Linked DNA regions of Homo sapiens: regions 1 and 2 are each linked to region 3. Evidence: chromatin contacts called from ENCODE Hi-C or POLR2A ChIA-PET data. All regions are on one chromosome and are shown on one strand. The core of a region is the stretch at or near the end of the contact, and the rest is flanking DNA. Distances in the headings are between cores, read along the strand shown.

What was found. Hi-C counts contacts between places; a loop is a spot of excess contacts on that map. ChIA-PET counts read pairs that join two places held with the same protein, here RNA polymerase II (POLR2A). Pooled maps may share reads with other maps.
Region 1: a loop to region 3 is called in a pooled map, with 3 times the contacts of the local background. The contact joins the enhancer-like site here to the promoter of TLL2 in region 3. A Hi-C loop is called at or near these places in 1 of 37 single-sample maps with no recorded cell type and 4 of 50 pooled maps. POLR2A ChIA-PET finds 5 or more read pairs at or near these places in 1 of 52 experiments (activated naive CD4-positive, alpha-beta T cell).
Region 2: a pooled map shows a loop between it and region 3 (6-fold over the local background). The contact joins the promoter of MMS19 here to the promoter of TLL2 in region 3. A Hi-C loop is called at or near these places in 1 of 37 single-sample maps with no recorded cell type and 2 of 50 pooled maps. POLR2A ChIA-PET finds 5 or more read pairs at or near these places in 1 of 52 experiments (activated T-cell).

What each region holds. Positions count from the first base shown.
Region 1 is chr10:97,035,474-97,039,807 of GRCh38, reverse strand. SLIT1 (slit guidance ligand 1) reads left to right here. Exons shown (of 37, transcript NM_003061.3): 22 at 2,042-2,110. Among named protein-coding and RNA genes, the nearest start is that of SLIT1-AS1, 65 kb to the left of the region's middle. RefSeq lists an enhancer at 1,226-1,726. Within about 2 kb of position 2,072, at least 4 of the 41 ENCODE cell types and tissues checked have a DNase peak (open chromatin) inside an H3K27ac peak, as active enhancers do.
Region 2 is chr10:97,495,930-97,499,756 of GRCh38, reverse strand. It overlaps MMS19 (MMS19 cytosolic iron-sulfur assembly component), which reads left to right and starts at 1,335. Exons shown (of 31, transcript NM_022362.5): 1 at 1,335-1,484. The coding sequence starts at 1,373. UBTD1 (ubiquitin domain containing 1) reads right to left here and starts at 833. Exons shown (of 3, transcript NM_024954.5): 1 at 484-833. The coding sequence starts at 553. RefSeq lists silencers at 214-413, 424-1,183 and enhancers at 1,424-1,593, 1,954-2,003, 1,680-2,210.
Region 3 is chr10:96,512,372-96,516,236 of GRCh38, reverse strand. TLL2 (tolloid like 2) reads left to right here and starts at 2,311. Exons shown (of 21, transcript NM_012465.4): 1 at 2,311-2,726. The coding sequence starts at 2,552. RefSeq lists enhancers at 2,461-2,530, 3,720-3,865.

The sequences.
Region 1 (4,334 bases), core at 823-3,322, 520 kb before region 3:
TTCTCTCTGATTCTCCCTCTGCGGTCACCTGATGACCGCATGGCAGCGAGTGCTTCCTCCCTTTAAACTAAGCTCCGCCTTTAAAATGAGGAGAACCTTGCTTTCCCGCCTGTCATTGTCTCAGGCTCCTGTGTCATGAAGACACAAATGTGATTTTTGCACCAGCAGTGTAGTGTTCTTCACATGAATCTACTATGACCCAGATAACAAAACCCCTTTTGTTGGATATTTGTTTCCAATTTTTTTTTACTGTCATAAACAGCACCAGTGCTAACACCCCCTCACTGAAATCGCCAGTCAGAGAGCGGTGCGTTTTTAGGACTCTTGCTGCCTTTTGCCTGATGGTCTTCCAAGAAAATCTGTTTCCTTTGCACTCCCATTGACCATGTGAGAAGGTGGCCTTCTTGCTTCCCTGGGTCAGCACTGAGTATGGTGCTGAAATCCTGGCTGATTGGTATTTGGTATCTGAGCACATGTGGAGGATTGGACATAGATGCATTTGACAAACAGGAATGGAGAGCTGGGACTTCTTCAGCAGACACCTCCCAATGAAAGACTCTGGCCAGCTCCTGACCTCTGACCTCTTCCTGTGCTCTGGGGTTGATCCCTCCAGGCCTCCAAAGCTGAGCTTTTCTCCCCCCACCCCCAGGACCAGCGATGAGGCTTCTATTTGTTATTTCTTGCATTACCAGCAAGGCTGGCCTTTTCTTCACAAGCACATCAACCACTGCGGGCCTTTTCCTGGGCCTGGCCTGCCCCGTCTTCACCCTGTTTTCTACTGCAGAGTTAGTGTCCTACAAACCTCATGAGTCCTTGCTTTCTCCTTGGAGCCTCCTAGCAGCCCTGAGAATAATGGGATGGGTGGGGCAGCCTACCTTCTTTGACTGAAGATGGTGAAGTTCAGAGCCTGCGAAAATCTTTTAACTTCTCTAAACCTCAGTTTTGTCATCTGTGAAATGGGACTACTTGGGTATGTGGACGAGGACTGCCTCGAGGATCAAACGAGATGGGTGGGAAGTCAGTTTGTATGATGCAGAGCGAGGGGTAAGGATGAGCACAGCCCTCCTTTTGCTCCTCTCTGGGGCTTTGGGAAGTGGGGGAGAGCTGTCCTGCAGGCTGTAGTTAGTTGGGGGGTGGAGATCCTGTGCTGGAGCTCAGCTTGGCTCAGCTCCTGGCATTGGGCCACTGCTTAGCACCTTCAGGCTGGAGGCATGAATGGTCAACAATGAAGGGAAGAGGGGGAGGTTCAGAGCATCTTGAATCCCAAGCTCTATCCTGTAGAAATGGGAACCTTGGGAAGCTTCGGGCTTAGGAGGATTTCGGTGGGCTTGGTTTTAAGGACAGTGACTTGGATAGCAGTGAGTAGAGTGGAGGCCAGAAGGGAGGTCCAAGGTGCAGAGAACAGACAGAAGAGGCTGCAGCAGGAGCCCGGGCATGGGTGGTGGTGCACAGTCGGCGGGTGGCATGAGAGTGCAAGGAAAGCAAGCTGTGAGAGAGCAGCGGTGGCACTGGCTGCAGAGGGAGGAGGAGAAGCGACATCAGGGTGCGGAGCCTGGAAGGCAGGAAGGCAGAGGGGTGCTGATGGAATGAGGGGGAACTGGTTGGGCAGTCTGGCTGTGAATCAGCTTCACAGCCCATGCCAGCAGGTGGACAGGGGGCCCTGGGAGCTGGCAGGGCCCGGTAACGTGCAAATCAGATCTATTTGGCCAGGAAAGAGCAGAGCAGGGAGGGGAAGGCAGGGGCCCAGGGAGTGTCCATGGACAAGGAGGAGGCTGGGAGGGTGAGAAGGGAAGCGAGAAGGGAACCGAGAGAGGCCACGTGACTATTGGCTTTTTACCAAGTCCTCTGGGTGGCACCTCCCCAGATGGCTTCAACAACGTACATATTTTCTCCTCCCATAAGTGATTCTGGGCCCATCGTGTGGCCTATGTGGAGGAGAGGAAATGAGAGCGAAGTCCCTGGCTGCAGGGAAGGCTGTCCCCAGCATGGGGCACCACCAGAGGTGGAGATGGGCACTAACGCCGCTGTGTTCTCTCTGCAGCTATTTGGACGGGAACCAGTTCACGCTGGTTCCGGGACAGCTGTCTACCTTCAAGTACCTGCAGCTCGTGTAAGTATCCAGGCCGCTTGAGGACAGGAGGGCCTTTGGCATCTAACCATCAGGACTCCGGCTTTCCTGGAATTTCCTACGGACCTCACTTCTGGGCAGATCCTGCTTCTTTTCCTTTCCCTGCTCCCCTCTGGGAACAGCTGTGCCTAGAGCTGTTTTGCCACCTAGTGGCCACGATTGGCAATTACATAGTTCCAGGCCATGTTGGGTTGGACCTGCCTCCTCCTCCTGCCCACGCCGTCTCCCCAAAGCTCCCCCGTGAGGCTGGTCGTGACTGTTAAAAGGGTTATCCTGGTCGGGCGGGCACGGTGGCTCACACCTGTAATCCCAGCACTTTGGGAGGCTGAGGCGGACGGATAACCTCTCGAACTCATGTTGGAGTTCGAGACCAGCCTGATCAACATGGAGAAACCCCATCTTTCCTAAAAATACAAAATTAGCCGGGCATGGTGGCACATGCCTGTAATCCCAGCTACTCGGGAGGCTGAGGTAGGAGAATCGCTTGAACCCGGGAGGTGGAGGCTGCAGTGAGCCAAGATCGCACCATTGCACTCCAGCCTGGGCAACAAGAGCAAAACTCCGTCACACACACACACATACACACACACACACACACACACACACACACACACACACACACACACACACAAAGGGGGTTATTCTTGCAAGGTTAGGAGCCAAGGAGCCAGGAAAAGTGGAGGGTGATGGAAAGCTTCTCGGTCCAGCTCAGCTCTCAAACCAAGTATGAACTATGGCAGCTACAAATACATACCTGTAACTAAGTTTTTCTTCAGGCTACGCCTCTGCTTTTCTATTATTTCCACCTTTGACCCCTTCTACTCCATGAAAATATACAAAATAAGCCTCAGGATAATAAGTTCAGCTCCTTTTAGTTTTCTAGCCTACCTAGCTCCTCACTTCAATTGTCTTTATCTGCTCCTTGGCCAGATTCTACCAAAAAGAAGTCCAGAGAACATTCCACCTTAGTGTGATTTGGAGCAGTCCCACTCCAAGTGCAATCTACGGGCCCACATCAGTCCCAGAACTGTTTGTAATGGGTTTGTAATTAGATATGGCGCTTACACCAGAATCTAAATCAATGTATTGCTTCCTTTGTTGAGAAAGTCTTGCTATGGAAACAATGTTCGCGTAAACTAAGCTAGGTGTGGTGACCGGATCTTGGCCCAAGTTTCTTATTGTGGGTTGGTGAAATTTAGTTCAAGGACTGGCTACTTTGGGCGGCTCTGGCTTACAGAATTTTGAAGCTCCAATTTATCTGTCTTTGCTTAATGACCTGGCCAATGTGTGTTGAATGTTCCAATGGGAGGGGTGGAGAAGGGATGGAGTAGTGTGATTCAGTGGCTGGTGTCAGAGTGCTTTGAGCCAGTGAAACTGCCTCTTGGGGGCTGAAGTACCACCACCTCCTCATCACAGGGGAGGACCACAAAGTGTGTTGAACATTCAGTAGAGCACTTAAATGTATCTCCAAAGACAGTGGAATGATTTAGAATTAGATTAGAGGAACGTTCAGGAGGAGAAGATGAAGGCACGGCACATCGTTGCATTTTCTAAATGTTTCCTGAGCTGAGAGCGCATGAAGTGGGCAGACGTGAAGGCCCCGAAGTCATGGCCCCCTCTCCAGACTGTCATGGTTTAGGGAGGATGCAGGGGAGGGGAGGGAGCGCATAAAGTCGTGTGGGTGATAAGGGTTCCAACAGAGGTCAATGCTGATTAGGGCTGTGGCTCAAGGAGGATGTGATCAACTCAGGGAGGCGGCTTGCGGGGAGGGCATCTTGGAACACGAGCTGGAGTTCATTGGTGGGCAGAGGGAATAAGCTGTCTGGGGCCACAGAGTGTAGTCTGCTCAGAGAACTTCAAGAAGCTTAGTGAATCCTAAGCCTGGGAAGTCTTCGGAGCAGGGAGCAGAGGGAGGGAGGGGCAGGGGCTAGACCCAGGAGTGCCGACAGGTGGCCAGCTAGAGGGCCTGGAGTCCACATGCTAGGCACATGGGTGCCACTGTGGGGTTTCGTCAGCTTTGTGTCATAGAGAAATTGCTCTGGTGCCACCCTCATGGCAGATGGATCAAAAGGGGCAAAGCAGTGGGTGAGAGATGAGGTCAGAATCCCAGGCAGGAGCCAGAGAGAGAGGACGCTGGCTCAGGAGGAGGGCACGGTGCGAGAGGTGACCAGGGCCACCAGCCAGGGGCGGATCAGATGGGTGGGAT
Region 2 (3,827 bases), core at 86-2,585, 980 kb before region 3:
TTGCAAGTCGGATTCCCGCAGACACGATCTGCAGCTCGATAATGACACAGTCTTTGGAAGGAGCGACTGTTCTCGCCTCGCTCGCTCCGAGTTCTGGGGACGCCTGGCTGCCCGCGCCGTGCCCCGACGGGCCGGCGTCCGACCCCGGCCGGAGCTGCCAGGCCAGCGGCGCCCTCGCCCCCGGCCTCCTCCCGATCCGTCGGCCCCGCTGCGGTCTGCAAACATTTCCTGCCCCCACCCCCACCAGGAGCTACCCAGTTGGAGAGAGTTGGTCGCGCAGCCGGCTCAGTGCTCGCAGTTGCCCCAACTCAGCTCCCCCGGCCGCCCGGCGCTGGGGAGCGGCCCCCTCTGGCTGCGGAGCAGCCCATCGGGGAAACCCAAGCGCCAGCACCAGTGGGGAGTCCATCGGTAAGCCCAGGACTCGGGCGAGGAGGGGGACAACTGGCGGGATGCCCGAGGCCCTGCTCCCTTCCCCATCGTTACCTGCTCGCTTGCGGGGGTGTCCCGGGGCTGCCGGCCTCTCCCGGCGCTGTCTCCCCACGCAGTTGCCCATGCTGGCTCCTCAGCCAGTCCCCATGCACCGGAGGCGGCGGGGTGGTCGGCTGCTCAGCGGACGGCGGCGTCCCGGGTCAATGGCTCCGGCCGCCCGGCATCGGGCGCTCCCCGATCTCCCCCCGGGGGCGCGCTCAGCCCCAGCGATGGCTCCGCCAAAACTTTGCGGGCCAGGGGAGAGAGGGAAGTGGCAGACTCCCCAGCACGGTCCCAGGTGGCCGGGCCAGGGGGGCCCGCGACGGTGCCCGGCCGGAGACCAGCTCCGCTGGAGGGGCGGAGAGAGGGGGCGGGCACCGCCGCAGCTACTCCCGGCTCGCTCGGGGCACCAGGCAGGGGCCGGCCCCCTGGAGCCTGTCACTCACCTGCCTAACCCCGCCCCAGGCCGGCCCCTCTCCCTTCCGCCGGCTCGCGGTGCCCGCGCCGCCGCCACCACCCGCCCCAGGTGCGCATGTGACCGACAGCACCGCCCCCTAGGGCTGGGCCTGATTTTCTCATTGGCTTCCCCCGTGGTGCGTACCGCCCCTCTCCCCACCCAGCCAGGTGCCCGCCCCGCAGCCCGTCTCCCGGGGAGCCGGGCTGGGAATTATTCGCCCTCAATCGCCTCCGGCTGCGTGCCCAGCAGCCGCCTTCCCTCTCGGTGCCACCGCCCCATTTCAGGCCCCGCCCCTCCCTGGAACTGCCTAGGCAGAAGCCGGCAGGCACGTGACCCCGGCGCCCCGCCCCCTTGCGCTTCCCCGGAGATTGGCTCGGGAGGCGCATGCGCGGAGAGCCCGTCTCGAGCCACCGCCCATATCCCCTCCCACGGTCTCTAGTTCGCGTTATGGCCGCTGCCGCGGCTGTGGAGGCGGCGGCGCCTATGGGTGCCCTATGGGGCCTCGTGCACGACTTCGTCGTGGGTCAGCAAGAGGGCCCCGCTGACCAGGTGGCTGCAGGTACGGCAGACGGCGCCGCGCGCCTTCCGCATGGGGGCCAACAGGAGGGAGCGGCCTCAGTACAGGCGCCGGGCGGGAAGGGAGGAGCGGGGTGACTTTGAGAGATTGGTCTCAAGGCTGGTTAGTGAGCACCGCGAGGTTCAGAGCCGTAACAAGTTAGAGAGTTGCCTGTGTCTTCCTTAAAACCATTTACACTTCTCATCTCCCTGTAGCCAATTATAGGGAATCATTACATTTTACAGATGAGGAAACTGAGGCTCAGCGAGGGCAAGAGGACTTGCGCAGGGCTGCAGACCAGGCAGGAGGGGGAGGTGGGACTCGGACCCAGGCGTTCAGGTCCGAACCGGGTGCTCACGCCACGAAGCCATGCTGTTTGTGGGAGGTTGACGTGTGGAGGTGCATCCTCGCAGCGTCCGCTCCCGTCGCGTGGCATCCTGGGAGTGGCAGATGGCCCCGCGCTCTGACTGGCTGGAATTAAGAGGAGTTGAGGAGACGGGCCAGGAGGAGCTGGAGATGTTCTGGGTGTCCTCCTTAAGACTTTCTCTCCGTTTCTTGCTAAAGTTCTTGATTAGTTTGCTCCATGACGTTTTATGTGGCGTTTGTTTTTGTCTTCTTCCCAGACCCCCACTTTCCTGCTTTTGACCAGTTCAGAGATCTCTTAGTTCAGACAGCTTATCTAAAATTAGAATAAAACGATTTCCAGGCTTCCGTGGAGTTCTGAGACTTTGCTCTTCTAGGAAAAAAAAAAAACTACTAAAAAGTTATTGAATGTTAGGAGGCCTTCAGATCTTGGGTTTAAGTAACAATATAAAATTATCTAATGAGTAGTTTTTTTAAAAAAACTTTGGAAATTTCGTATGCTTGGAGAGAAGTAAGGACACATTTCTCTTGGATATTGAGCGTATTAACCTTTAGAATATGTAAGAAAAGAATAGTGAATCTGCTAGAAATATAATACTTTGTTCGTTAGCAGTATTCCACTTTAATTCAATCATGCCACTATTGTTGAATACATATTATTCCCCAAACATGATGCAAAGCAATAGGAATATAAATACAAATTAGGTTAGATCTGTGCCCACCAGGAACTTATAGTATGCTGGGAGAGGCAACCATTCTGTAAGAGGTGTGTGCAGCGTAGTTTGGAAGCATCAAGGAGCAAATACCTGGTGCTGCCACCAAACTTAACATCTTACAATTTTATGAAATGTAGTGTGTTATCAGTGTTTACAATTTACAAGTACAGTGTCTTACCAATGTCATTTTCCCTCATATTTTATTATGAAAATTTTCGAATATCCAGCCAAGTATAAAGAATTTTATAAGGAGCACATCACTTAGGATCTATCCTACCATTAACATTTTAATATTACTTGCTTTATCATATAGCTATCCATCCATTTAAATTGCAGATACCTGTACACTTTCCTTTAAATACTTTGGCATGCATGTCATTGACTAGAGTTTGTTGACGGTTTATTTTGATGTAAAATGGAATATATAAACCTTTAAGTGTACGTTCACTGATTTTGACTAATGCATACACCTATACAATCCAACCCCCTACGAAGATATAGAACATTACTATATCAGTGTCATTTGTGATGAGTCTTTCACATTTATGCGATACGAAAACAATAATTTTGGATTTTTTTTTGATTCAGAACATATTTTGAAAAGACATCTTGAATGTCTTATCTTGAATAAGGACTTATCTTGAATAAGGACTGCAAATTCTTCTCTTTTTTTTTTTTTTTTTTTGAGACAAGGTCCCTCTCTGTCTGCCAGGCTGGAGTGCAGTGGTGAAATCATGGCTCACTGTAGCCTCGACCTATGCTCAAGCAATCCTCCTGCCTCAAGCCTCCCGAAGTAGCTGGGACAACAGGGAGTGTGCCACTGCGCTCGGCTAATTTTTGTATTGTAGTGACGAGGTTTCACCATGTTGCCTAGGTTGGTCTCTAACTCCAGGACTGAAGCCATCCTCCCATCTCAGCTTCCCGAAGTGCTGGGATTACAGGCATGAGCCACTGGGACTGCTAAATTCTTACAAACGTTTTTGCAAAATTTATATTTTTGTTTCTTTCTGAAAAAAAATGGTCTAAACTGTTGCTTAATTTGAATTCAACTCAACTGATTTAAGACTGTAACACTAGCCCTGTTGTAATTTAGCCCTCCTAAGAAAAGAAAGTTGGTGGTGGGCACAGTGGCTCACGCCTGTAATGCCAACACTTTGAGAGAACAAGGTAGGCGGATTGCTTGAGCCCAGGAGTTTGAGACCAGCCTGGCCAACATGGTGAAACCCCGCTCTACTGAAAATACAAAAATTAGCCAGGCATGGTGGTG
Region 3 (3,865 bases), core at 1,062-3,561:
ATAGTCGCTTGGAAAGGCAAAATGAGAAAGTGGCCCAGGTGGATAAAACTCAGTAGACTTGAAGGGGCAAGAGAACCCAGTTACTCTGGGTGGGAGATGGACATCTAAGAGGAGAAAAACACTTGTTCAGGTTCACAGAGGACCCAGAGATATGGCAGAGGAAACCCTGAAGTAATTATTAATGTAATAATGGAGCTAAGTTGAGCAGTTTTATGTCATAAAGCCTGTTACTCTACCTCCAGTTTTTTCATGGTTTTTAAATTAAAGAAAAATACATTATAAAAATCATCTAAACCCAGATTAGAGTTTAGCTTTTATAGTTCTATCTTATGGTGTCCCTTTTCAATTATTCTTTTCTGATCTTTCTAGTGAACCAAATATTTTGTTGCCATTTATTGGTTGATAGCCAAAGTAGCAACTAAACTGGCCTTCTACTTTAATAACATAAAACTGTGCAGCTTGTTCATTCTTCAACACCACTGTCTTCAAAATATTTGGACAAAGGGTGTTGGTGAGAAGACCTGGCCACTACTCACCAGCTGGGCATTAGAGGTCATAAAAGCTCACAACCTCATTGCTTGCACAAGAGGTGGCCTCTCATGTCTATTTTCCAGAGGAATTCCCTTCTAATAAGGAAGCCAGTTGGTGGTTTGCCTAGTGCCATCTGGAGACCTGGAAGTGTCACAGAAGTTTGTTAGGCCTTTTAGATGTTGACTCTTTGGACTCGTCTACTGAGAGGTGATGACCTTCATGGGGGTGAATGCAGAGAGCTATGGCGTTGGGTTTGACTCCTGGCTTTCAGGCAGAAATGCATGCCATTCAACCCCCTCCCACTCCTTTGCCTATGCGCTGGCCACTTGGCCTTCCTGCCATTTGGTGGCATTTATCCTCTTCAAATTCCTTCCTTCCACCTGCCAGTTTCTAACCAGATCTTGCCCTGTCTGGCTCCATTCTGTATGTTATGTGCCCATTTGATGAAAACAGCATGAGGCAGGGTCAACATTGCATTTCTTTCTAAGAACGAGGACAAAATATGAGTAGCATCCTTCCAATAGTTAACTTTTAGCCCTTTACTTGTGTGAAGGACTTGTTATCCCAGTTGATAGATGAGAAGACAGATGACCATAAGTGCAAGAAATTCAGAGTTTGATGTGAAGCCCAGCTCTGGGCTCCCTGTTGACTATTTTGTCATTGATGTATGTGAAACCATGTGGAAATCCAAAAGGAAAGTTGTCCATTTTTCTGCTTGCAGTTTAAATTGAAAAAAGATTCTACTGGGCATGATGCAAAACATTTCTACACATACACATTTGTGTGTTATAGTTGACAGGGCCATTTTACTTGCATAAAAAGATCTTTGAAAAGCCTCACAGTAATAATACTTTTTATATCTCTAAATCAAAATGGCTCAGTTCTGAGAATTTTTACATTTTAGGTACAAAATAGAAGTGGGTTTCAAATAGCTCTTGATTAGTGTCATTATTTGGGCATATGTTTTTAATTGGCAAAAAAAAAACAGACTTCAGAAATTGGTCATTTTTATTCCATCAAGTTAACGGTGAGTGGCTTATTTAATAAAAACATGTCTGTAATTTAACACAAGTAGCACGTACAGCTGTTCATTTGTGTCTTTTTGACTGTGTGAAGCATCTTAGACGGTTTTACTGAAAGATAGGGTCACCGAGAGGGGAAATCTGTGGACTTAAATCTTTTTTCATTACCTATCGCCGGCCACTAGGTTAGGTTAGTTGCCGCCAGCAAGCGCCCTTCATGGCTCGACTAGGGAATGTGGAGAGAGCTGAGAGAATCGAAATCCTCGATTTTTTTTTCTTTGCTGAGAGGGACCTGAGAGACATTCACTCATCCCTGCAAAGAAGCAGCTGCCCGAATGCACATAGCCAGTTGGTAGTGACATGAATCCGTACACAGGGCTCCTGGTCCAGCGCTCCGAGTTCTAACCACTCTGGCCACGTGTGCATCGGGGAGTTGTAAAGTGAGTTATGGAAATAAAACAAGGCGAGAAGCCCAGTCCCGATCTTCAGGAGCAGCATTCTCGGGAGCCAGAGGCCGAGGTGGCGCCCCGGGCAGGCGCCTTAGGCTGGGTGGGTGCGGAGCTGGCCCCGGCCTTTGGCTCCAGCATCTTCACCTCGCTCGCCTGCCTCCGAAGTTGCGAAGGTGCCGGGAAGAGGAGGGGCCTCGCCTCGGGCGCCCGAGTGATTGGCTGCTTAGGGCCCCGGGCGAAGGCTGTGTGGTCCAGCCCTGGTGGAGAGGGGCGGAGCGGCCACTGCTCCAACCACCGCCGCCACCGCCACACTCGCAGCCGCCGCAGCCTCGGCCGCCGGGCAAGTAGCTCCGAGCGGCTGCTTCCCGGTTGCCTCGACGAAGACAGGGGGCGCCGCGCTCCGCTTGCTCCGCGCCTGAGCCATGCCCAGCAGCCCTGTGTAACCACCGAGTCCCGGCCGGAGCCGACCGACCCAGTGTGCGCCGTCTTTCGGCCGAGCTGAGCTTTCGTGCACGCAACTCCCTCTGCCCCAGCCGGCCCCGCGCCACCATGCCCCGGGCGACTGCACTTGGGGCCCTGGTGTCACTGCTGCTGCTGCTGCCGCTGCCTCGCGGCGCCGGGGGACTCGGGGAGCGCCCGGACGCCACCGCAGACTACTCAGAGCTGGACGGCGAGGAGGGCACGGAGCAGCAGCTGGAGCATTACCACGACCCTTGCAAAGCCGGTAGGTGCCGCCGCTGGGGAAGTCCCGCAGAAGTTTGCCTTTGAAATGCAAATGAGGTGGTGGGCAAGCCTGCACTACCGTCTATGGGGCGGGTCTCCCCTCCCCTCCCCTGAGATCCCCGGCTCCCCCGGAAGACAATGCCTCCGAGGAATTGCTTAAAAACCACTCCGAGGCTGGGATGTCCCGGCCCCAGGTTTGCGGTGCGCACCGGGGGGCGACAGCTGGCGCGTTCCCAAAGCGAATCAGAGCGGGTGCCAGAGGCCGAGAGGGCGCCCAGGGGCCGGGGTGGGTGCCAGGGCCGCCTGACAGCGAGTGGGCAGCACTGGCCACCGCCAGACGCTCCGGGCCGGAGCAGAAGAGCTGGACTGGGCGCGGCGCTCCGAGGCTCAGATGGAGTTCCTGGCTCCGATTTCACAGCATTTTTAAGTTTCGCGCAAAGTTTCCCAAGATCTGTGGTTACTCTTGGGAGATTTTAAAAAGAAAAGCGTCACAGCGGGCAAAAGGAAAGGGGTCGCCGAGGGAGAATGAGCAAGACTCGAATAGCCGGAAACTTCCCTGTAGCGGTACCGGCCTGAGGGTCGCTCTGGGCGGGCGGAGATGGAAGCCGGCAGGTGCTCTAATCCCTCCAGGAAGCGGCGCCCCAGGACGTACGGGCCTTTCGGGCGCAATCGCCGCCCGGGCGCTGCAGCTCCCGCTTCCTCGGGGCCACTGATCGGCTCGTGAGTCCTGAGGGGAGCGGCTTCCGAGCTGGAGTCGTTGAAGCGTTAGCCTCCGAAGGGCCAAGCGCATGTTCCAGCAAGCTGATGAGTGTGGGGCAGTTCCAGCACGGACAGAGGGGTGCTCACGCTCACGCTCCCAGGGAGATGCTGGGCTCAGAGGCTCGCACAGACGCTCCTGGCCCATGGCCAGTGTCCCGCGAGTAGTGGTGTTTATCTCCGGCTTTGTGGGGCCCCGTTTCACTTGGCGGTCGGCAGAGAAGAATGGGGAGGGAAGAGCGCGACCTCCACCCTCGGCGAGGCAGGTGCTCCTTCCCGGGGCTGTGGCCGGCCAGGTCTCTGCGGGGCCTGTGGGCCAGTGGTTGCCCCTTCACGCCCTGGAAACCTCTATCAGTTCCAGGTTACTCATCTCTAAATTGGTGG